Regions from separate parts of the Mus musculus genome. Here all the other regions are linked to region 1. Evidence: chromatin loops called from intact Hi-C (ENCODE). Cell type or tissue: gastrocnemius. All regions are shown on one strand.

Region 1 (8,000 bases):
AGACCAGAAAAATATGTCAGGGGTAGAGCAGAGGAACAGGGATGGGGGTGGGGGGAATCTGTGGGAAGAGGGAGTGAGGCAGGAAAGCTGGTATTTGTGATACTACCAAGATACATACTAGGAAAAAAATACAGGGAGGGATAGCACAGTTTAGATAAAGAATATTAATATAATTATCTGAGAAACATATCAGTTTTCAATCTACTAGTTTAGTTTTGTTTTTTAAATAAAAAAGTTTTAAATTGTTTATCTGTGCATGCATGTGCATGAACACCCCCCCACACACATATATGCACATGCACACGCATGTGCGCGAGTGAGCACATGGACACACACACACAAAGTCAGGTACCCATAGGGGCCAGAGGTAGCAGGTCCGCCTGGAGCTGGAGTTACAGCTGATTGTAAGAGGCCTGATGTAAATGAACTGCAGTTCTTTTAACTTAATTGCTGAGCTGTCTCTCTGGAAGCCATTTTTTTTTTTTTTTCTTTTTGAATACATTCAAAGGGTCATGGGCTTCCACAACAATGGACAGACCGGGGAGGAAGGTAATTTGTACATTCTACATGTCCAGCAAGGTTGGGCCGGCCCATCATGAATCTGGCCAGACTCTCTTTCCAACTTCACAGAGCCCCATTGGCTAGACAAGTCAGCCATGATCTCCGGAGTGTCACACACTCCAAAATTCTGAGGACACATTTCAAAATCCTGCCCCATTAAATAGTTATTTTTATATATAAAAGAGATTTATTCAGCCGGGCGTGGTGGCGCACACCTTTAATCCCAGCACTCCGGAGGCAGAGGCAGGTGAATTTCTGACTTTGAGGCCAGCCTGGTTTACAGAGTGAGTTCCAGGACAGCCAGGGCTACACAGAGAAACCCTGTCTCGAAAAACCAAAAAAAAAAAAAAAAAAAAAGAGAGAGAGAGAGAGAGAGAGAGAGAGATTTCATTTTTAGTGCTGTGTGTGTGTAGCTGTGTGTGTGGAGGTGAGTGTGTGGAGGTGTGTGCATGTGTGAGGGCAGGTGCCTTTACATCCAGAAGAGGGCATCAGGTGTGCAGGAGCTGGAATTACACGCGGTTGTGAGCCTTCTGATGTAGGTGCTGAGAACCAAATTTGGATGCCTTGTAAGGAGGAGCACCCACTCTGAACTGTGGGTCTTTCCAGTCTCTTAAAATTCTTCGGGGTGGGGGTGGGAGGAGTGTGGGGGGTTGGCGTGAGGTCATGGCTTACAACTCTTTTTAAAAGATGTAAGTTTCACGACTCCCTGTACACCAAAGAACAACTTCATTTCATATTCCTTCTGGAGTGTCTTGACTGTAGCCATTAGCAATCCATCCTCCGTTTTCCTAGCCCGTATTTTCTTACAGCCTCGCCGAGAGACGCCGAGTTTTTGACCCAGTGTGAGAAAATATTAAGATGGTTCTGAGATTTCATCACCCGACGAAAATAAGGAATCCCCAAACTGCAGGGTCATGGATGGACTTTGGGGCTCGGGTTTCCAGAGGGGTCAGATTTCCCCTGGCTCCTCAAGTCTAGTGGAGAGAGGCTGGGTCTGAAGCAGTATCGGTTTTTCTGGCACCAGAACCACGGCTGAACACTAATGCGTTTAACAGTTGGACTTATTTTTAATCTACTGTATTAGGGAGCGCAAATTTAATCAAGAACAAAATGTTACCGACGGTGTTTTTGTTTCTGCGCATGCATACATTCCCAGTGCTGTCTCCGGTTCTCTTGAGCTACAAGCTCTCTGACTTATTTCATAACATTAGATTTTTTTTTTTTTAAGTGCCAATGTTTGTGGAGGGTGAAGAAGGAGAGAAATAAGGAGCTGGAGACGCCCCCCCCCCATCATTAAAGAAATAATTGCAGTACAGATTTTTTAACAATTGCTCTCCCTGCAGTGAATGTTGTTATGGACGGAGCTAATAAATGTCTTCAACCATTACTGCTGGGATACACTTTTGGCTTATTTTTCTGCCATTGGGAGGCATGGCTGGGTTGAGACATTCGGTTTTTTTTTTTTTAGCTCCCCCCCCCACCCCCCCCCCCCCCCCCGCCAACACCACCCCCCCTTAATCAAAGAAAGAGATCTTATCTCCCTAGCCAGCCTAGCTTACCCCCTCCCTCTGCCCTCCTCCCTGGATGCCTAGTTTACTGAAACCTGACTTGCAGGTCAGGGAACTGGTAACAGATTAATTTTACTCAAAGAGGAACACTAAGTATTTTGGCTGGGACACATGAGAATCCTGTTATAATATTACCATTTTCCCCTTTCTAAATTAAATATTAGGAAAAATTAAGCCAAGTAGTGGCCCACGCTACAGTGGAAAGTATTTCTCTCACAAACACGGGGAGATAAATGCTTGTGTGAGTGAAGGCACAATAAATACACATTATGTTAAAAAACCTAAGATTATGCAGGTTTTAGAGTTATAGCTAAAAGTGGTTTAGTGTTTCATGCCTAATAATAGATTACGCCTATCATATTTCCAACCTTCATTTCTCCTCCCTTTGAAGTCCAGCCATATAAAGGTTGTTTGTTGAACCACACTAAAGTTAAAGCAAACATTACTTAGGGTGATTCATACTGGCAAGAATTTGCAATGAAGGCAGTGGTGTGTGTGTGTGTGTGTGTGTGTGTGTGTGTGTGTGTGTGTGGTGTGCCTGAGTCAAAGGAAATGAAATGTTTGTAATATTTTTTTTCGGTTGATAAATTTATTAAAACATTCTAGAAGCTTCTAAGGGAAGCAGGGCTGACATACATAGACTCTCTGCAAACAGATTACACCCGGGGCCCCGTGGGGGAGGCAGACCTTAAAAGAGGGAAAAATTCTCTGGATTTCAGAAATTGCCACCAGGTCACAGCAATACTTAATTAACTGAATCCATTAACAGAAGGCTGTAACCTAGTTGTTAAGAAGAAGGAAAAAACAAAAGACAAAAAAAACCACACACACACACACACAAAAACAAAACAAAACAAAACAAAACAAAACAAAAAACCAAGAAAACAAAAAACAAAAAGAAAGAAAGAAAAGGAAGAGCAAAGTTAGGGAGTAGCTAGATTCATTTACTCCTCTGTTCTGTGCTTAGGATTAGCCTTTCAGAATGAGCAACCTGATTTTTTTTTTTTTAAAGGATCCATTTACCTTCCAGGCCTTTTCATAGCAAAACATTTTGTAGGGTTGCAAAAGAGATTAATTTGTTGCCAGTTGCTCCATACTGGCAGGGTTTCTGAATAAAGAATGTAAGCAATCTATCTTTGTTTGTAAGATATAATTAATCTGGCAGTTAAAATTCTTTGGAAACATTCTGATGACTTATGTGGAAAAGTGGAGCAAAGATTTCAAAGAAAAACTCAGAACTGTGTGCAGGGGAAGATAAAAGATATATGAAGTGTTTGTTCTAAGCGATACTATTCATTTACAGATCATAACGTAGCCCCACCCTGGCAATTATTCTGGAAAACAAGACAAATCTTTGTCTAGAGCCTTCTGACGGCGGTCTTGATTTGACAAACAAAATAAGCACATTACTGTTGTACTCTAATAGACTGCAAGCTGTTTTATTAGAGTCAGCTGAATCCTGTTTTGCATAAAAAAGAACACTGTTTGCTATGGAGAACACATTTATGTTAATAGGACTTTGACAAAGTAAAATAAAATCGCATTAAGATGCTGCAAAGAGATAAGACAATGAAATCTCCGGGAGAGAGAGAGAGTTTTGGCACACACTAATTACAGTCACGTCCCTGCAGGAAAAGAATATATTTTTACACCAACTATCCATGTGTTTGAAAATGCAGAGAGCTTAAAGCATAATTCCTGGTCTCGGCATTTCCTGGATGCGTCAGGCCCCGTGTGTCACTAAGGTGGTGACTGTTTTAAAGGAGTCTATCTGATAAATCCCACTTTCATTTTCAGCAGCAAAGGCAGGTTTCTTTCTGAATGTGAGCGAGCCTGCCATCATCCTGCTTAGTTTGAAGGGACTTTCCAATATAGGGCCGCTGAAAACAAGGTTTTAGATTACATGGTAATTTAGGAATGCATGAAAAGTGAAGCAGTTACCATAATAGGGTTCTGGGTAAACTTCATGGTTTTTAGAGCAAAACATAACAACATATGTTTTGTGATTTGTCTCAATGATTATATACATATATATATATATGTATATATATATATATATGTATATATATGCAATTTTGTTCGGGTACTATCAAAATATTTGGAGGCCTCATCTGTGCACAGCATTTTTATAACCTTATTTTGAAAACTGATGTCTCTTCTTTTAGTTCAGTCATTAAAAGGCAGGCGATGATGGACGCCTGAATGCCTTGGGTTTTATGACTAGTCAGTTCCTGGCAGCGGCCATATTTCTTCCCTAGTGAAACTTTAATATTCCTTTGGCCTTGTTTAGGCTAAAAAAAAATTTTTTTTTTTTTTTTCAGGATGTGTGTGTGGGGCAACTTTGCTACTCTGGCTGGCTACTTATAAATATCACCAACCAGATATCATACCAAGCAGATATCTGCCTCTCCCCCGCCCCCTGCTCCCCACCCCCCATGACTTAACACCCCACAAAATGAAGAGGCCAGAAAGGGAGACCTATTCTCCCTGGCTTCTAATAAATACTTCCTGCCCTGTGATTATGCTAGATTCTTTCCTGTTAAAAGAGGCAGGGTTATGGAGAAAACCTTGTCGGTGGACGGCGGCGCTATTGAAGGGAAGTGAGCCTCCTTGGAGTAGAACGGGACTGCTATTTGAATTGCTGCTTTGGAACTTGTCCTGAATGAGGCAGCTTTTATGAGAGGCCCGATTTTCAGCCCAGACTCTTTGATCTTCTTGAAGTTGCAACACCAGACACCAGGTGTCTCCACTTAGCTGAGCTGAAGGTCCTGGGAAAGAAGGTTGTGTCTCCAGAAAGGTTGACTGAAGCCTTGCCTTCCTTAGGGCTCCTTGCCTGGGGAAGTGTATAGGGGCTTGCTGGGACCAAAGAATACAGTCTTGGTGTTCTCACTGTTTTGGTAAGAGCTTGTGCCTCAACAGGGAAGGAACCTCAGTTCTGTATGGAATCCATGAATACTGGAGCCTCAGCAAACACTGAACTAGGCTTCCACATCGACCGTGAGTCGCCATCTTGGAAGGCGAGAAGCCATCACCCAGAGAATGGAAGCCTTTCATGTAGGTGAAGGCCAACTCTGTGGGAACCTTCTTCCTGGAACTCCTCAGCGAAGAGCTGGTTGATGCTCCAGTTTAATGTTCTGATCTCCACGAACACACATGGCTTTCTCCCATTGTTACTCATTTCCTCTCTGTGAGAGGGAAACAGAGAGAAACGACATCAGCCTGTTCCCTTGTGTACTTAAAGAGCTTAAGTTGAACTATGCTACCTCCATTTGATGTCAGGGGTAACAGCAGATGCCAGTGGGTCCCAAAACATGGCATTCCAAAGATGGGAATAAGTATTTTTTTTTAAAAGATCATTTTAAGGGGGACAAGCGAGCTAGCATCTGGAGTAGAGGAGCTTTGGCGAAGGTCCAGAGATGGGAACTGGAGCTTTGGATGCCACAAGAAGGTGGTAGAGAATGGACTACAGAGATTTATCAAGAGAAGGCTATAGTGCCCCCATCCCCATCCAATAAATAAATAAACATTTGAAACATTATTGCATCTCATTACCCTCCAGAATAACTGTGTTTAAAAAAAAATCCCCAAATGCTGAACTCATTTATGATCATCTTGTGCTACATTGTATTGTCTCTTCTCAGATGTACTTGACCAAAGAATCAAGAAAAATAAGCAAAATCCCTTGTAGCTATTTTATAACAGGCATCATCATTACACTATGGATTATTACAAAATTTTCACCCAGTTTGATCAACTTTGTATTTCACCTGTAGTGTCTTAGTCAGGGTTAGCATTGGTAGGATGGAGCACCATGTCCAAAGCAACTTGGGAGAAAAAGGGTTACCTTCCACATCACTGGTGGTCATCAAAGGAAGTCAGGACAGGAACTCAAACAAAGCAGGAACCCAGAAGCAGGAGCTGATGCAGAGGCCAAGGAGGGGTGCTGCTTAATGGCTTGCTCAGCCTGGTTTCTTATAGAACCCACAACCACTAGCCCAGAGGTAGCCCCGCCCACAATGACACAATGGCCTGGGCCCTCCCACATCTATCACTAATTTAAAAAAAAAAAAAAAGCCCTATGGGGCTTGCCTGCAGCCTGATCTTCCAAAGGCACTTTCTCAATTGAGATTCCTTCTTCCTCTTCCAACTCTAGTTTGTGCCAAGTTGATACAAAACTAGCCTGCATATGTCGGTTTGCCATACTTGCTTATTTATATATTTAATAAATCCATAAATTATCCTGGATGTGACTGAGTGTTTTGAAGAACATTCTTAAGAGAAAAATTCCTTGAGTCATAGAATTGTCTTTTTTTCTGGGATTTGGGCTTAGGGTTATGACTTGGAAGGCGAAAGAAGTCAGACAAGCCAGGTCTCAGAGGCCACATGCCAGAGGAAGGAGTTTTCTCTGGAGGACATGATTACAGGAGCCAACCTAGTCTCATTATCGAGGACAGCTCTGTTTCCATCAGACTCCCAGACCATCAAACCGCTAAGAGATAAGGGCTTTAGTGCCAGCCCCACCTCTAAGTATGTGGGAAAATGTTTGTTCCATTTTGGTGTTAGTTTCTTACTATTTAGTAATAAATGTTGAGTGTATATAATCTTGCTGAGTCACAAAATCAACTTTCTGAGTTCATGTTATTGTGCAGGTTTTGTGGACAAGGAAACTGAGTTGCACAGATGAAGCAACTCTCTGGAGGTCATCAAGCTGTAAGTGACACTCTCCAGGTGGCTCAGTGGGTAAGAGCACTTGCTGCTCTGGCAGAAGACCCAGGTTCAAATCCCAGCACCCACATGGGGATTTCACAACCACCTGTAATTCCAGTTCCAGGGAGGACAATGCCCCTTCTGGCTACTGTGGGTACTGCATGCACATGGTATGTTTAGACCCAGGCAGGCAAAGCATTTATATGCATAAACAGACACACACACACACACACACACACACACACACACACACACACACACACACACACAGACCTGACACAGTGATATAGCTAAGAGTAGCCGTACATCGAGTGATCCTTTAAAGATCCATCAGTCTTTTAATAACCTGTACTTGGATTGGATTTCTTCCTATGTATTATCACAGGTCAGAAAGTCTTCTGAGCAGAAGCCACCTAGGACTCTCCTGAATCATTTAGCTCTCTGTGCCTGTTACTACCTGCTGCATTAAAATGTCCAGGGAAGGCACTAATCAACATCTACTTACTCCAGATTGGGTCCCAGTGACGGACAATTCCACCAAAGACCAACTTGAGGACAAATGAGGTATTGGGCTTTTGTACCTAGTACGAATGAGGGGTAACAGGAACATGGGGACCTGCGAATACCTATGAAGTCTCACTTCATCATGGGACCCCCGGATACCTACCTATATGTTTGCAAAGTCTCACTTCATCATGGCTGCAGACCCTGTGGAAATGCATCATGGCATCCACGTTTGAGTTAATCTTTCATTTTGAGTTTATTGCCAGGTTTCACTTTGTGTTGTTCCTTGTCCTCATGATTTGTCACCAATCTGTCCATAGTATGCATGCCACCAACACAGACATACAAACAGACAACATAAAGTCAAAGACAAACACATGGACAACACATGAAAACATGCAATATGCACAAACATAAAAACACAAAGAAACAAACTCATATACATACTAACAAACATACATGTACACAAACACACAAACTCACAAACACACACAGATGTACACAATATACACACAAGTTCATAAACACACAAGCATACAAATGCATAAGCACATACATACAAACATACACATAAAATAGAAACACACACAGACCACACATACACAGACCCCCCCCCCCACACACACACACGAATGCAGAAACACACATATAAAAATACAC
Region 2 (8,000 bases), 110 kb after region 1:
TAGTCTCTCTGTCCCTAAAGGCTTTCACTTCAAAATGCTGTGTGCACCACAGCCAAGTTACGTTCCTCAAAATACTCCTTTTATAACAGTCTCACTCTCACAATCTACAAGCTAAATTGCCGTCAGTTACATGTAGATCAGTGGGCTCTTATGATAGACAGAATTTTAAAATGAAGTCACTTTTCCTAAGAACTAAGGTTACTTTTAGACCTACCGAATAGATTTATTTAGGTGAGTTGGCCTGGAAAGCCCTTTGTGATTTGATGACAGTCTGGATTGTCGGATGTTTTCCCCATAGACAGTGTAAATTTTCAAGGGGGACGAATATCAGCCTCAAGCAAGATTTTGCAAAACCGAAGTACACACTGATTGTCATGAATTAACCTCTCTCCCATGGATCTGCCGTCCATTTATACATGCTATCCTTCAAAGAATTCAAAATGGATACCCATTTCCTGTAGGACTCTGTTTCCCCCGGAACCTCTGTTAGAAAAGATTGCTAGAGTAACTGTAATTACTAATAAAGCGTAAATACAAGTAAATATTCTGGGGCTACCTTAATGACTTAGCAGGCAGAACAGAAAGAAACACCACTTATAATTAGCAATGTCCATTTGCATATAAACAGCAAATGTTGCCAAATTCAAATTCCACCTTATTAAGAACATAAGAAAGTGTGATCAGAGAGCAGAGGTCCTGGGGCATGTGTGTGTGTGTGTGTGTGTGTGTGCGAGCTCGCATACATGCTACATATGATAGTTTGTTTTTCCATACCCTGAAGATAAACTGCTCTAAGTAATAATATCAAAATTGTAAGTGTCTTTATTGTTTTATAGATCTGGTTTTATTATCTCTCAGTCAGACTGATTACCTGAAATTGAAAATGATTTGGATTTAAATTAATAGTGTCATACTGTATATAATTTGTATGAAGGTTTAAACTACTACATAATTTATTTTTCAGTGTTGTTGTTAAGATCTAATATAGCATATGTTAGGATAATTCTTTTGATAGGGTAATACAAAATATCTTTTTTGGTGGTGGTAGAGGGATGCTGGCGATCATAGCCAGGGTTTAATAAATGTCTCAGAAAAAAATTTTTGAGGGAGGAGAACATATAATTCCTGTTTTGATTCTGACCCGCTAATCAAAAATTTAAAATCATAAAATATTGAAAGCTATGGAAACCTAAGAAATGGCTCAGAAGGTAAGAGTGATTTCTGTGCAGACATGAAGGTCTGAGTTCAGATTCTAGCAATCGCATAAAAGCCAGAAAAAGGCCTCATCTGTCTGTCACACACACAGGGTGGCCATGAAGACAGGAATTCCTGGGGTTTGCTAGAGACTGTGTGTCCCATCCATGCCCTCCCCACAAACAGCAATAACAAACCACCCTAAAGTTGATTATAAAGACTGTCAGGTCACGTGACCTCAGTTTCCCTTACTGTTCTCGCTATTAACAGTCTTTTGTGGCTAAGAGAGCAAGAAATGGATGCTGAGAGATGATACCTAGACTCCATCATCAGATCTTGTCTGTCCTTTATGTCCCCAGCTGCGAAATAATAAGCCGTAGTGCCTATATTCCTACATCACCAGAGGAGGGACCGTTAGGAGGACTTACTTTAGCCAATTACATCCAGTTACAGCAAATTACAACTTAGATATAGTTAACTGACTGCTTTTTGGCCAGAAGCTAAGGGTGTTAAGCCGCTGCCTACAGGAAGTGCTGGAACATGTGTCAATATTTTCTTTTTCATCGAGCTCCACATCGTGGTTCATTCCAATGACCAGGTTTTGCAGACAACACAGGGACCCTCTGCACTTCACAAATCTTCAGGGAAAGCGCTTCCCAACTCAAGTCAGAACTCTGCCTTCCCTCCCGCATCTTCTTTTTCTCTCTTCTGCTTTCCTTACTCCTTCACTCAGGAGTTATTCTAGCTCACGAGACAGGAAACACAGAGAGAAGAGTCATTTGGGAATAAACAATTTTTTCTCCCCAAGGGACTGTAGTGCTAAAACAACATTAAAATTCCCAGCTGAATCTTGTGCTATGGAAGGAAGGCTTTTGCTTTTTGGACAGGCCACCTCTGGGACAATGGGATACTCCATAAGGGTGCTGTGGAGACAAGGGGAGAGGAGGGCTATCCGAATCAGAGCTTGCGGTTCCCTGAGACTGGCCTGCCTGAAGTCTCTTGGTGGGGAACGTAGACTCTGTATTTAAGGATCGCAGTTACCCAGTCTTAATGATTCCCCTTGTCCAAACTAATTGACAGGGATTGCATTATTATCCTGGGGACCAGAAAGGTTACCATCTCTCTGATGCTACTTAGCTTTCTGGAGAGGGCACGCCCTGAAATACGGGGTGCCATGAGGTTCATTCTGGATCTATTTGAGGGACATCGTCTAACTGTGACCCAATTTTATCTTATTTATTTTAAGTCTGGTCTGTTTTAAGTAGTTTGGATATCACCCTTGTTTCTTGATGGCTAATCTCATTTTTCTAGAATTACTTATTTATTAAAAGAATCATTTATTTTATGAATATGAGTACACTGTAGCTGTCTTCAGGCACATCAGAAGAGGACATTGGATTCCATTACAGATGGTTGCTATGAACTCAGGGCCTCTGGAAGAATAGTCAATGCTTTTAACTGCTGAGCCAGCTCTCCAGCTCCTAGAATTTTTATTTTTAAACCCAGAAGGCAAAAAGATGCCTGGCACTGAGATTATTTAGCCTAATGTTTATTTATTTTAAGTTTCATTGCATATATTCAATGTATACAGCACTGGGTTATACAGCAATATCTTCATACAGTGTGTATTATAATTGAACATACCCTCCCTGCCACTCCCCAACCTGCCAACCTTCTTTTTCTGAGATTTCCCCCCCCACCCCCCCCAATTTGGTGACTCTTTGGGTAGGTTGAATTTCTCAATTATGCTTCTAATCTAATCTGGTCCTACTAATTAAGGTATTTTTTTACTGAAGGAAGCTGACACTGTCCCCAACTCCGCCACACACTTTCTCATGCTATTTTTGTTTTGAAGATTTTTGTTCTACACGTGTAGTGTGGATGTGCTCACTTATAATCTCCTGATTATGGCTAAGGCTTCAGACAGAGCTGAGCTCACTTCTCAAGTTATGAGCGCGGCAGTCACCTAATAGTCTGTAATTACAGACATTTAGGCTTTAAAAATCCCGTGTTTTCCCATTTCCATTTGCAGGAGACAGATTTAAAGAGATTTACATGCAGAGACCAAAAAAAAAAAAAAATCCATTGTATTGTAAAGTCAAATGCTGCGGATAGCTTTCTTGTTTTTCTCTGAGCTCCCTTCAGTCAATCCCCCTCCTTAAAGAGATCCAAGGTGGCTCTCAACCTGTGGGTCGCGACCCCTTTGGGGATTCCCAGGGGGTGGCCTAAGTTAGTCTGCATATCAGATATTTACATTACAATTCATAACAGTAGCAAAATTACAGTTATGAAGTATCAATGAAAATAATTTTATGGTTGGCGGTGACCCAACCATGCTCTGGTGGTTCCTAACTTCTATGGGGGAGAGGGTAAGCCTTGAGTTTTGAGTAGTTAGTAGAGGTCTTCAGCATTAATAACTTTGAAAAGGTTCCACAGGGAAGCAGGACAAGAGAAGATGCAGCAGGAAAGATAGGCTTAGTGCATCAGGTGGGGGATCCGGCACAGACTGAGATCTATTCAGAAATTTGTTTCAAAAGTGCAGAGATATTGGGGCACATGTGAATGTCTTTGTGTGTATATGTCTCATACAACATAGATCACATTTCTATACCCAGAATATCGAGCATAGGAGGAGGATCAGTTTTGGTGAGAAAATATAAATGACCCATCATTTTGGGACAGACATCTAATAAATGACATTGATTTATTCTGGGTGAAAAAGGTAAGTTTCCAAGTGGAGCTAAAAATTTAATGGTTTGAAAATCTAATGGTCACCATTTGCATATATTTAATAAATATAAATAAATACACAATCTAATCAAATTAAACTTCACTGTTCTTTCTTTGTTATGATTACAAATCTATAGTCTTTATGCTTCTAACACAAAACCGGTTTTAACTGAACAAATCTAAAAAAAATATGTCTTTACTGAAGAATTTATCTTCCTGCTTCAGGGCCTGAGTTTTCTGGTTGCCCCCTTTAGCTCTTAATTAAGTTAAAATCAAGGGGGATAGCTACTTCAATGAAATAATTAAGACATAAAGATGAGAAGCTTCACTCCCTTCTGTGTATGTTGATCTGCAAATCCTCGGTACCGTAAATGGTTTTTGGATTTGAAAAGCAGCTCAAAGCCCAGTTACAAATGGAAGGAATGACTCAACCAGATAGAATTTCCTTAATTCTGAATGCCTTGATTTTTTGCTGATGGGGGGAAAATCTTTCCCAAGGGCAGGCAGATGAATCTTTGAGCAAACCTCCACAGGAGGGCGCCATAGTGCGACTCTGCTGCAAGCTGCAGCTGCTGAGGCCCTTCCGGCCTTTATCCCTGTTTTGATGAAGTGTCTCAGATAGAGTGTGTATTCCCTGAACTGGAAAATTCTATGTTGTCAAAACTCAGGATGATAGGTTTCATGTGAGTTTGCTTTTGTCTATCGGTTTAAAACGACTGGAAGTAATTTAATCTTTCTTTGGGAGGCATGTGGTCTTTGTACATTTTATCTTAAAACACAGTAAAATGGGTGAGCTGCATGCTTTAAATGAAGCAAAAGCTAAACAGGTCAAAGCTACAGCATGCTTTAAAATGGCTGGTATATGTTAGAACAAGCTAATTAATCAAACCTGGAGACATCACAAAAGTGCACTTATTACTTATAATTAGGATGTGTTTATACGTTGTTTGCATAGATCACATTATTTTCAAATGATATATATTACTTATAATGGCATGTTTAGCTAACTAGGTGGTAGATAGGTAAATCAATCTTAGCAAATATAGGAACAGAATCAAAATATAAATTGTTGAATGGCTCTCTCTAAGACATAAAGATTCTGGAAACATACACTACAATGTTTGTGGTAGATATTTGGCCCAAATTACAGACTTAAAAAATGAGCCTTTTTATAACTCACATTTTGGTAGTATATTCTCAAACCATCCTCTAAGAGATAAGAAATGTTAATATTTTACTAGATTTAAATCAATATAAAAGTAATTATGATCTTGGCAGTTGCCATGTGTCTTTGTGAGCCTGGCCTTATTCTGAAGACAAACAGAGCCTTGTAAGCTCAAGACAGCCACACTGAATGGACAGCTTCATTAAATCTGAGAAGGACCAGGCCTGGTGGATATCGATATAGATTATATGGTTCCAATAACTGTTTATATAACATACACATTTCCAGTAAGAAAACTATTCATCTCATTATGGATTTTGCTCAAAGAAATGTCATGTGGACTAATCCTAACAATGGAGAGGAAGCGGAGGAGGGGCCTTGGGTATTTTGAGAACCTCTGTGGTAGGATGTAACTGCCTTACAGTCAAATGTTGGTAGCTTTGATAGTCTAGGAATTTGTAGTTGAAACAAAATAACATAAGTGCAGTATAAATGGGACAGCTTTCGGGGTCTGCATTCCTTATTAGAAACTGATGCTGTCAAGATTTCATACAAGCGAGCCTGCAGAAATATCTCAGTGGGGAAAAGCCCTTGCCATGCACAACCCTGAATTCAACCCCAGAACATGCGTTGGATGGAATTGACTCCTGAAAGTTGTCCTCTGACCTAAACACACACACACACACACACACACACACACACACACACACACACACACACACTCACAAGCACATGAACACACATACAAAAAACACTCACATTTACACAGGAGATATACACACACATACAATATACACAGAGAGAGACACATAAAGATACATTCATACACACAAAGTGTACATACACACAGGAAAACACATACAAAAATACATTCATATACACAAAGTGTACACACACATATACACACATACAAAAGTACATTCACACACAAAGTATATACACACACTATACTATACACAAACTCAAACACATACAGACATGCCCCACACACATAAACACACATATATTTTATACACAGAGATATCATACATATAATAAATAATTTTTTAAAAAATTAAAAATATCATACTCATGAAAACACTTGCTTAGGTAGAGAGGCTGGTGGACTTTCCAATGGTTCACACCTGGTTGGTAACATTAAATTTGCTGGTAATTAAAATGCTACTTCACTGTTTTCCCAGGGAATTGAGCCACAGTGACTAAATTTAATATCTTTTCTTTTTAGCTCCTACTGATAGACCTTTATGTCAATAAATAATTCAGAAGGTAGATTTAAAAATACAAGACAACTTAGGTAAGTGCTTACACATCATATTATTTAAAACACTGTTCTGTAAATTTGGCAACTTTTATGTAGTCAGATACTTTAATAATTTAACCACACTTAGCCAGTTTTCTTTGGATTTTTTATTGTAGGTTTATTCTAGTTTATATTCTATAATATTTTATTATTGTGCAATGCTGGGGGTTGGGAAGTGTTCTATCACTGACTGATGCCTCCTCCCCTTTACCCAGAATCCAGTTCATCAGAAACTTCATGAGACAAGTTCTTTCTTTAAAATCTTAAGAGAGTCATTGTTATGAAATGTCTTGACATCAGGAAGTCAAACTAACTCAACTTCTGAGTCAGCTTCCACTAGATTTCATATCATTGTGTGATATCAAAATATTTCCTGCACACAAAAATGTCTTATTGATGACATTTTATTTTGTTTTGCCATTTCCCTCCCTTTATCCCTTTTTCTTTTCTTTTCAAAACTTTTATCATTATTATTCGTATGTGTGTGTGTGTTTGTGTGTGTGCTTGGCGTACCACTAAGCCTAAGGGCTACACTAATCTACAACTAAAAGCATACATACTTAGAAGGCAGCTTGACAGCATGTGCATTTGACACACATGCTGAAATAGCATCCCCTCCTCTCTGGGCCTTTGACCTTCCAAACCATAAGTTTAGATCATGTTTACATGACAAGGTATGAAATTCCTTCTTGTCAAGCAGGCTTCGAGTCCAAACCCTCAGTGGCTGGTTACCTGCTAACCTCCACACCACTATTGCACAAGTGGACATATCTTGCTTGGCAGGTCAGGATTGTAGCATCAGAGTTGGCTGCCAGCAATGCCATCAGTAACTTTCCTCTTCTGTATTTTCCTTTTTTTTTTTTTAAATGGCATATATTCATTATCCTTAGTAAAGTATTTCATAAGGACATTTAATGCAAGCACACAATGTATTTTGACCATATCCCTGGTCCTTTTCATCCCCTTAGACAGTGACACATCTCCTCTTACGTCATGTACACATATATGATTTATGTATCAATGTAAAATCTAGGACCCATAATGGGAAGACATATTTGTCTTACTGATTCTGGCTTAACTCCCGTAATACCATGATACTAAGTCCATCCCCAGCTCATCCATCTTTGTGCAAACGATGTAATTCCGCTTTCCTTTTGGGTGAATGAAATTCCATCGTGTATACACAGCTTGGTTTATCTCCCCTACTGCTGAGCAACTGGGTTGGTTCCATACCTTAGCAACTGTGATCAGAGGTGGACTGAACAGCCCTGTGCAGGTACTTGTGACATGTGGAAACACAGTCCTCTGGATTTCCTTCATCTTTTGTGACGCCCCCCAAAGTAAAGGAGTTGGTTTTTTTCCCAAGTGGGGAAAATCAAAATAAAATCAAATTGTAGTGCAACCAAAGCACTTCATTTCTTAAGCGCCATCGCTGGAAGAATACAATCAGAAGTTTGAGGGGACAATTATTGCTTTGCTTGCAACATGGCTCCTTCTTCAGGGGAAGGGAATGGCATCGCCATGCCTTTGTAACTAGGACTCCTCAGTCCACCCCCTCAATGACTGACATCAACTTCCCCATGTACCCAAGACGCTGAACTTGGGACTTAA
Region 3 (8,000 bases), 85 kb after region 1:
AAGAGAAGAGAAGAGAAGAGAAGAGAAGAGAAGAGAAGAGAAGAGAAGAGAAGAGAAGAGAAGAGAAGAAACAGTGCCACATGGAAAGTTAACCTTTGGCTTCCACATGCATGTGGCTATACACGTGTGTGAGATATAGAGATAGATATATAGAGGATATATATGTGTGTGTGTTTATTATATACATATATATATGTTACACACACACACACACACACATATATATATATATATATATATATATATATATATATATATATGGAGAGAGAGAAGAGAGAGAGGAGAGAGAGAGAGAGATCCCAGCAGTGGACACACGCTGGTAGACACACTAGAATTTCTGAAGTTCAATGTGTATATAAGACCAGAACATGGAATCATCAGAGGGACTCACAGCAAACTCGTGGCAGAGTGAGACTTCCCTGAGGGCAGCTGATGGTACTTTGCCAACAGGGTGCAGATGCGGTGGCGGAGGAAGACTGTCAGAAACAGCACTGAAAGATATGGAGAACCTTGGATGCCAACTTTGGCCGGGTCTGTAGTCCAGCCACTGTGGCGTGGCATGGATGAGGAGATGAGGTTACTAAAGGCATCAAGCCTCTGATTCTTTTTATTAGTTCCCCTTGTTCTAATTCTGTGTTTAACAGGCAGTGTTTTTAACCATAATTTAATTTCCCATCTCAGTTGATCTGTAAAGACATGGCCACTTGAATGCTCTGGTTTTCATATCTTCTACATAACTCAGTAAAAAATCAATAACTTGTTCCAATTTACATAGCAGACACTCACGAGCTTGTTAGTGAAGTTCTGAGTTGAAGTCACTCACTGCTCTGGTAACAAGAGTTGGGCCTGAGCATGCGAGTTTGAAGAACTATGGAAAAGCATTCCCGACCCTATTAGCATCTTAGGACACTTTTTTGGGAGAGGGGGGTATCTTGAAAGCATTGCAGTCATTTCTAAGTTCTCTGTTTTACACCCCATCATTGAAATGTTAATGCTTTTCCTTTACAGGCTTTGGATAGGGCTGGAGCAGGGTTTGCTTGATGGGTTTACCAGCGCGTATGCATTTGGACTGCATTCATATCATTAATTTTTGCTTTTTTTGTTTTTTGTTTTTTTTGTTTTGGTTTTTCGAGACAGGGTTCCTTGTGTAGCCCTGGCTGTCCTGTAACTCACTCTGTAGACCAGGCTGGTCTCGAACTCAGAAATCCTCCTGCCTCTGCCTCCCTATGTTTAGTTGTAGACATATCAAGGCAAGGATATTCGGCAATGAAGAGGTAACATGATTGAGCTAAGATCAACTAATTGCATAGTGACAGCAGGCAGTCGTATTAGAGCCCAGGGCAGTTCCCTTTTCGGTAAACTGTAATTTATCATCGTGTCCATCCTGGGAAATTATTGATATTGCTAGACCTTTAATTTTTATTCTATTGGATGATGTCATTCCTGCTGTTTATCTCGGGTAGATTAAACGTTCCTCAGAATATTGAGGCATCAGGACATTGCTCCTGTCACATTGGCAGGCTGTTACTTTTTGCCAAGTGAGGGATCAAGGACCCGTGTCTCTTCACTGCTATGTGCAACCCCTTATCATTCTTGGCTTGTGAACTACCAAGTCTTCTGTTGGTTTTCGTTTTTCCTAGAGAAGAAAAAGAAGCCAGCCATGCTTCCGTGTCGCCTGAAACTCTACAGGTAAAATACAGAAGTTGCCTGCGGGAAATTGGAAACCTGGGAAGGAAATGGGGTGTTAGCTTGGAGGCATGGACTTTAATTTGTGGCGAGAAAACCACAGTGTATGTAGTGCAGGGTGTGTTTTGGTGGGGGGGCCTGACAGGGACAAACCAGACATTGAGAAAGAAGAGCCCACTGGCACTAAGCATGCGCGGGTAGGGTGCTATCTTGTTTACTGTCACCACGTTCCTGCTGTGCTCTCAGCACACAGGCTGGGGTCTTCTGCTTGTTGACCCTCATCTACTGACATTCTTTACAGAGAACCTCTCCATTTGGTGAAGCAGAACGCAGAACCCACGATTCGCCCTCTGCTGTCCTGGTCCTCGGATTCTACAGTTAACTGCAAACAGATGTTTGTGTTCACGTCTTACATTTTCTTCCCCACACCTCTGTGGTCTGAATTGATCAACTGACTTCGTTTTAAAAGCTCTCTCTCTCTCTCTCTCTCTCTCTCTCTCTCTCTCTGTGTGTGTGTGTGTGTGTGTGTGTGTACTTGGGTGTCTTGGATGCTAGAGGAGGGCATCAGATCCCTATAGAGCTGTAGTTACAGGGAGTTTTGAGGCACTGAACATGGGTATATGGAATTGAACTCAGAGCCTCTAGAACCTTAACCACTGGGCCATACTGCCCTCCCTTCTTTTTTTTGTTTTCCCTCTGTCTCTGTCTTTCTCTGTGAATATGTGTGTATGTATGTGAGAGTGTTTGTATGTGTCTATATGTATGAGTGCATGTGTAACTGTGTATGTGTATATGTATATGTATGTGTACATGTGTATATATGTAAATATGTGGAATATGTAACTGTGTGTGGATGTGTATGCATGTGTATGCAAATTAGTGTATGTATGTATATGTGTGTATCTGTGGGCATGTATGCTTGATGTGCCTGTGTGCATAAGTGTATACGTGTATGAGTCTATGTTTGTGAATACATTTCATTTGTGTGTGTATGAAAATATGTGTGTGAAGGTGTGTGTTATTGTGTGTGTGTGTGCCCTAGCACACGTGTGGAGACTTGGGTCTCTCTGATTTCACACTTCCTTTCTTTGATAGATCTAGGCTTACATTTATTCCCGAAGCTGAAATTATGGCTGACAGTTGAGGTTTTCTTTCTCTTGATTTTTAAAAATGTGTGTAGTTCATATAACTATTAAATTGATTCAATTCATGCCCAGGAGTGGGGGGGGGGTGAGAATTTCTTTTCTTTGCATGCTCTGCGTACTGTTAATGAACCAAACCGCAGCTGTTTCTCTCTTTCACGAAGAATTAAATTTAGCTGTGTTAGGCAGTAGACGGAGGTGCAGTTTTAAATACAGAGTTTGAAATAAACAAAAGGCTCCCAAGTATCACAGCGAAGTTTTCCTTATGGAAAGCGGTTGCCTTCCTTAAAAAACAAGTCCAAGGGAAATTCAAATCAATAATTGTGGTGAGCACTTGGAGCCAGCAAACACGCTTAAATGAAGCCGTCTGATGCAATACTTTCTTTAAAAAATACAATTAGGCCTTTGTATTTTTTTTTTAACAAAACCTCATGTTTTACAACATTGCTGGCTCTGTAATAAAATCTATTTAAAACAGAGAGACATGGTCAGCTTTATTGAGTTAGATTTTTTTTTTCTGGGAGAGCATTATAATTTCCTCAAGTCTATGAATAGTTGAAGCAAATTAAATAAAGTCAGTTTTATAACTATTTTTGTACATTCCTGTAGGATGGCAATTTTTTTCATGTTTTTCCCCCCTCAAAAGTCTAATATGTTACCTTTTAAATCTGGAAAAATAAAACCAGAAAAGGGAAAATGTATCTTATTTTTTTAAAAAAACAAAACAAAACAAAACAAAACCCCTAATCCTAACCTATTTGGTCTCAATTTATCCATCTTATAAGACCACCCCCTTTCCACAGAAGACTAGCACTCACGACATTTGGACCAAGACCCACCGGGAAACGCCTAGACTGACTTGCCATGGGTATAATGGTGAGCTTAAAAGGTAGAATTCTCTGATGTACACATATCCATTTGGCCAAATGACTGGTTTTGCTTGACTTTCAAATACCCCCTAAATATAACTTTGGATATAAAGCAATCAATGTGCTTCTCTTGTCATTTCTGGATGCTTGAACACAAACAGATATAATAAAAAGAACCAATTTGCTTCATGTGAACATATATATATATATATATATATATATATATATATATATATATATATATATATATGTATATTCTGATTATGAGCAGGCCATTTGAAGCAAGGTGAGTACATTAAAGGCTCTAATAAAGAGAAGAGATTTCTAAGCAGAATAATGGACTGCTATGTGAACATGCAATAAATAACATCCACAGATGTGGTCACTTGCAAATTAGTTTTGCATAACTTACTTTCTGCATTTGCCCCAGATGTTATCTGTTATACGGAAATTACCTGAAGCTGGCTATATTGTTCCTTGTGTGTGTATTACATTTGTGTTATTTAAGATGGTTTGTAATCTGTGCTTGACTTGACTTGTGCTACGGTATTTAAGGAATATCAAATGAATGGCATTTTGGCATAATTTAATACTCATCAGTACAAAACTCCACCATCAAATATTGTGTCTTTTCCCCCCTTCTTTTCTATGTAAGCCCTTTACTTACGAGCCAAATGAAATCACTAGAAATCTTTTGAAATGTTGTGTTTTCAATATGAATTGGATATCTACCATGGGAATAAATGCTAGGAATTTCGACCTCTTCTGGAGGGTCAGTTTGGCTCTGAAAATATGCTTATAGGGAATCAGACGCCCTTTCCAGATCTTCATGTGCCTGAGCAGTCCTGTGAAGATGTCACGTGGGACATGTTCTGATACTCCGTTCTTTCTCCTAGACTATGTGAACTAACATTACTAACAGTATTGACTCCCATTCATGGATCCTCTTCGGAGAATGGCTGAACCACAAGAGGTTTGTGGGTTATGTTTGAACCGTTAGCACATCCTTAAGGTGGTAAATTTGCAGATCAGTTATTAGCTCGTCTGTGAGATTAAAGAATCTAAGGAGACGACAACTTTCTATTATTTTGAGTGGTAGAAAAAAGCGAGAGCAAAAGAAAAAAAAATCTACTCACTTCTGTTGTGAGCCAAAGACAAAAAAAAAAAAAAAAAAAAAAAAAAAGTGAGCTGCTTTGAAAAGACATTTGTTTGGAATTGTTGGAGGATGACTTCATATGTAAATCAGAACTTACTAAAATATGTCAAAAGTTTCAGAAAGCTTAACTTGATTGCCAGCTTTCCCCACTATTAATGGAAGGGAAAAGACACACAGAGAAAAATTCCTGTAAAGTTTTAACTGTCTACCTCCCCCCTCCCTTCCCCACATAACCCCTGCCCCCACTTCTCTCACCCCCACTCCCCTCCCGCCCCAAAGGAGAGGAATGCCTAGTTTACAAGTCTAATGAAGAAGTGTTGTGTGATAATGGAAAAACTTTAACAACAACAACAGCAATGACAACAACAACAACAGGAACCCTGTTGTCCACAATACACTGCATCTAAAGTAGTGGCATCTAAATGGCACCTGCAAGGCCACAAGGAGGCCATGAATAAACAGAACACGAAAAGAGGAAATTCACAGGGCAGAGATGACAGGAGGAACTACTCAAGCCACTTCTGGAGTAGTTTTCCCTTTGTGATCCACCGCTTACAAACTTATTACCATGCCCACTGCTGCAGATGCCAGTTCTTCCTTTCCCCTCCCTCCCCCTCCTCTTCCTCCTCCTCTCCTCCCTCCTCCTCCTCCACTCCCTCTCCCCCTCCTCCTTTAGTTTTTTTTGACTTGGAAATGCACGAGTGGCAGACTAATTTTTCTCTCCTATGCTTAATATGCAGTATTTACATTTTGAAAAGGTTCACAATGTTGCCAGGCTCCTGCAGGCTATGAATTGACATCTAATAACGAGTGCTATTTTTACCCATGGCACAGCACACGGGTAGTTTGAACATTTATAACTTCACAGAGCCTCCAGACCAGCAGATACACACACATGCTAATCACCTAAACGGGGACCAGGTTGCTGCAGCACAAGTCGGGACAGGAAATGAAGACGCCCCGCCCCAGCTGAAGCTGCAGGGAAGAATTTAAATTGGCAAGCCCCAGAAAACCAATTTGCAATCTGGTTTAGAGTACATCAGTTAACACCTTGGGCCCATTTAAAAACAAAAAACAAACAAACAAAAAAGCCCAAATATATCTTGACTTGGTCATAATTTTAGGCTTGAAATATATATATTATACATATCTCTATATATCTCTATATTTATATATATATGTATGTATGTATCTATCTATCTATACACACACATATCTCAGTTTGTTTAATTATCCAGCTTTATATATACACACACACACATATATACCAACTTTTATATATGTATATATGTATGTGTATATATATGTATATATATATATACATATATATATATAAAGTTGGATAATTAAAAAACTGATTCTAGAGTCTTTTAGAGACCTTTGGCATTTGCAAGGGTGGGGGCAGTGACACTATTTGATAGAACCTGGGTATGCCTTTCATCAGGACCACAGATCACCTGCCAGACCCTTGCCGGTGGATCTGTCCTCTTCTCTAGGTGTCAATGCAATTTTGAAGCAAAAGATGTTTTGGTCTGGCTCTGGTACAAACATTTCCTGAGGGGTAGAACTGTTCTTCAGATGCCCAGATATTTTTTGAGGATGCAATAATCTGGAAGACGGAGAGCTGAATTATGGGCTCTGGGGTTGGCTCTGTTCCTAATTGTGCCATGAGAAGAAAATCCCCAGGCCTCAGTTTATTTATCTATAAAACAAGGGTAATGGTAATTGCTACCTGGCTGCTACATCGAATTGTTTCAAGCACAAATTAGATAATGCGGATAAAAAGGCTGGGCGTTCTTCAAAGGGAGAGGGATTATTAAACCTTATTATTATTTATAATTACTGTTATTATTCAGAGGACCGTCTTGCTGATGGGGTCATTGGAAGACAGACTACGGCAGCCATATTTGACGACATGGATCCGTGGTATCTGTGTTTGGTAATGTCTCGTAGGCCCGCTGGTACATTCAGTAGGATGTGGCTGTCACAGTGCCATCTAATCAGTGACAGTGTCTCAAATGTCAAACACACTGGGTGCCACTTCACTGAATGAGTTCCCTGGACCCAAGAACGTTCTCTTCGGTACCATTGCATATTTTGCAACTGTGTCGCCTTATCAGATGTTAAGCAACTTGTCCGCTTTGCAGAGGAAGGGATATTTACTCCCTCCCTGGCCTAATTTATCAGTCTATCTTTTGTTTTTTCTGTGTCAAATGTGGCCTGTGATGGCCTGGCTCTCACTCGTTCCCTTTAACACACACACATATATATTTTTTAAATCAAAAGCAAAAGGTTTGGTCATTCCAAGGCGGGCTTTCGGGGTCTTTCTGATGAGTGTGGAGTGTCAGTGATTTTGAAAGTACTAAATTTGGATTTGTACTTTTTGATTCTTAGTGGCTATCTGGCAACTTTCTCAGGGTGAGGGTTGAAAACATAGTTATAAATAGCTGGGAAACACCAAATGATTTTTCAGAATATTTTTTTGCAGACCACCTGCAGTATGCTTGTTTACCCAACCATGTTACGGTCGACAGTAGGGACTCAGGGACAATGTGAAGTACTAAAAAGAAAGCCACTGTCATATATGCATCTTTGTTGGCTTTCATTTGGGATGTTGTGTTATTTCTGAGGGGTTTAGTATTAAAAATTGAAGTGCGTGGGGCGGGGAGATGGCTCAGCAGTTAAGAGCACTAACTGCTTGCTCTTCTGAAGGTCCTGAGTTCAATTCCCAGCAACCACATGGTGGCTTGTGACTGTCTATAATGGGATCTGATGTCCTTTTCTGGTGTGTCTGAACTCTTTTCTGGTGTGTCTGAAGACAGCGACAGTGTACTCACATACATGAAAATAAATAAATCTTTAAAAAAATTGAAGTATGTTACATTACCTCTTTTTTTTTAAGGGTTTGAACTTAAACAACACTGTCAGTCAGTGAGTCTGAAAGAAGAGGTAAGGTATTATCATAGTGGAAAGCCTGTTTTGAATCATCAGATATAAACTTAAAAGGTGAATTTTACCCTTTCTCCTTTTGCATTTCCGTTGGCCCTGCGGAAGGCTTGCCTGCAGATGAAGCTATCTTGTGGAGAATAATATTCTCTCTTTCCCTGAACAACTACCTACCTGTGGTTTGCAGAAATTACTGGAGAC

The links. Peaks named below come from ENCODE experiments on the same cell type or tissue, not always from the same donor. Only the 100,000 strongest peaks of a DNase experiment are listed, where the experiment ranks them.
Region 2: it touches region 1 in a loop (2.8-fold over the local background); 5 of 42 quality-filtered maps call a loop at or near these places.
Region 3: it touches region 1 in a loop (3-fold over the local background); 9 of 42 quality-filtered maps call a loop at or near these places.

The regions. Positions count from the first base shown.
Region 1 is chr10:68,352,367-68,360,366 of GRCm38, forward strand. No RefSeq gene overlaps it. Among named protein-coding and RNA genes, the nearest start is that of Gm32748, 16 kb to the left of the region's middle. In gastrocnemius, CTCF peaks have their summits at 1,035 (motif pointing right), 4,867 and 6,969; DNase peaks (open chromatin) are centred at 4,832 and 6,973; H3K4me3 peaks cover 1,860 bases; H3K27ac peaks cover 4,768 bases.
Region 2 is chr10:68,460,666-68,468,665 of GRCm38, forward strand. All of the region lies in intron 5 of Cabcoco1 (ciliary associated calcium binding coiled-coil 1), which reads right to left. Among named protein-coding and RNA genes, the nearest start is that of Gm32872, 64 kb to the right of the region's middle. In gastrocnemius, a CTCF peak has its summit at 4,458 (motif pointing right); a DNase peak (open chromatin) is centred at 4,465; H3K27ac peaks cover 1,251 bases.
Region 3 is chr10:68,437,599-68,445,598 of GRCm38, forward strand. The region is part of intron 5 of Cabcoco1 (ciliary associated calcium binding coiled-coil 1); the gene reads right to left. It overlaps Gm40683 (a long non-coding RNA gene), which reads left to right. Exons shown (of 4, transcript XR_871802.1): 3 at 1,641-1,689; 4 at 1,988-2,191. Among named protein-coding and RNA genes, the nearest start is that of Gm40683, 55 kb to the left of the region's middle. In gastrocnemius, no CTCF peak of the experiment used is centred here; no DNase peak of the experiment used is centred here; H3K27ac peaks cover 2,698 bases.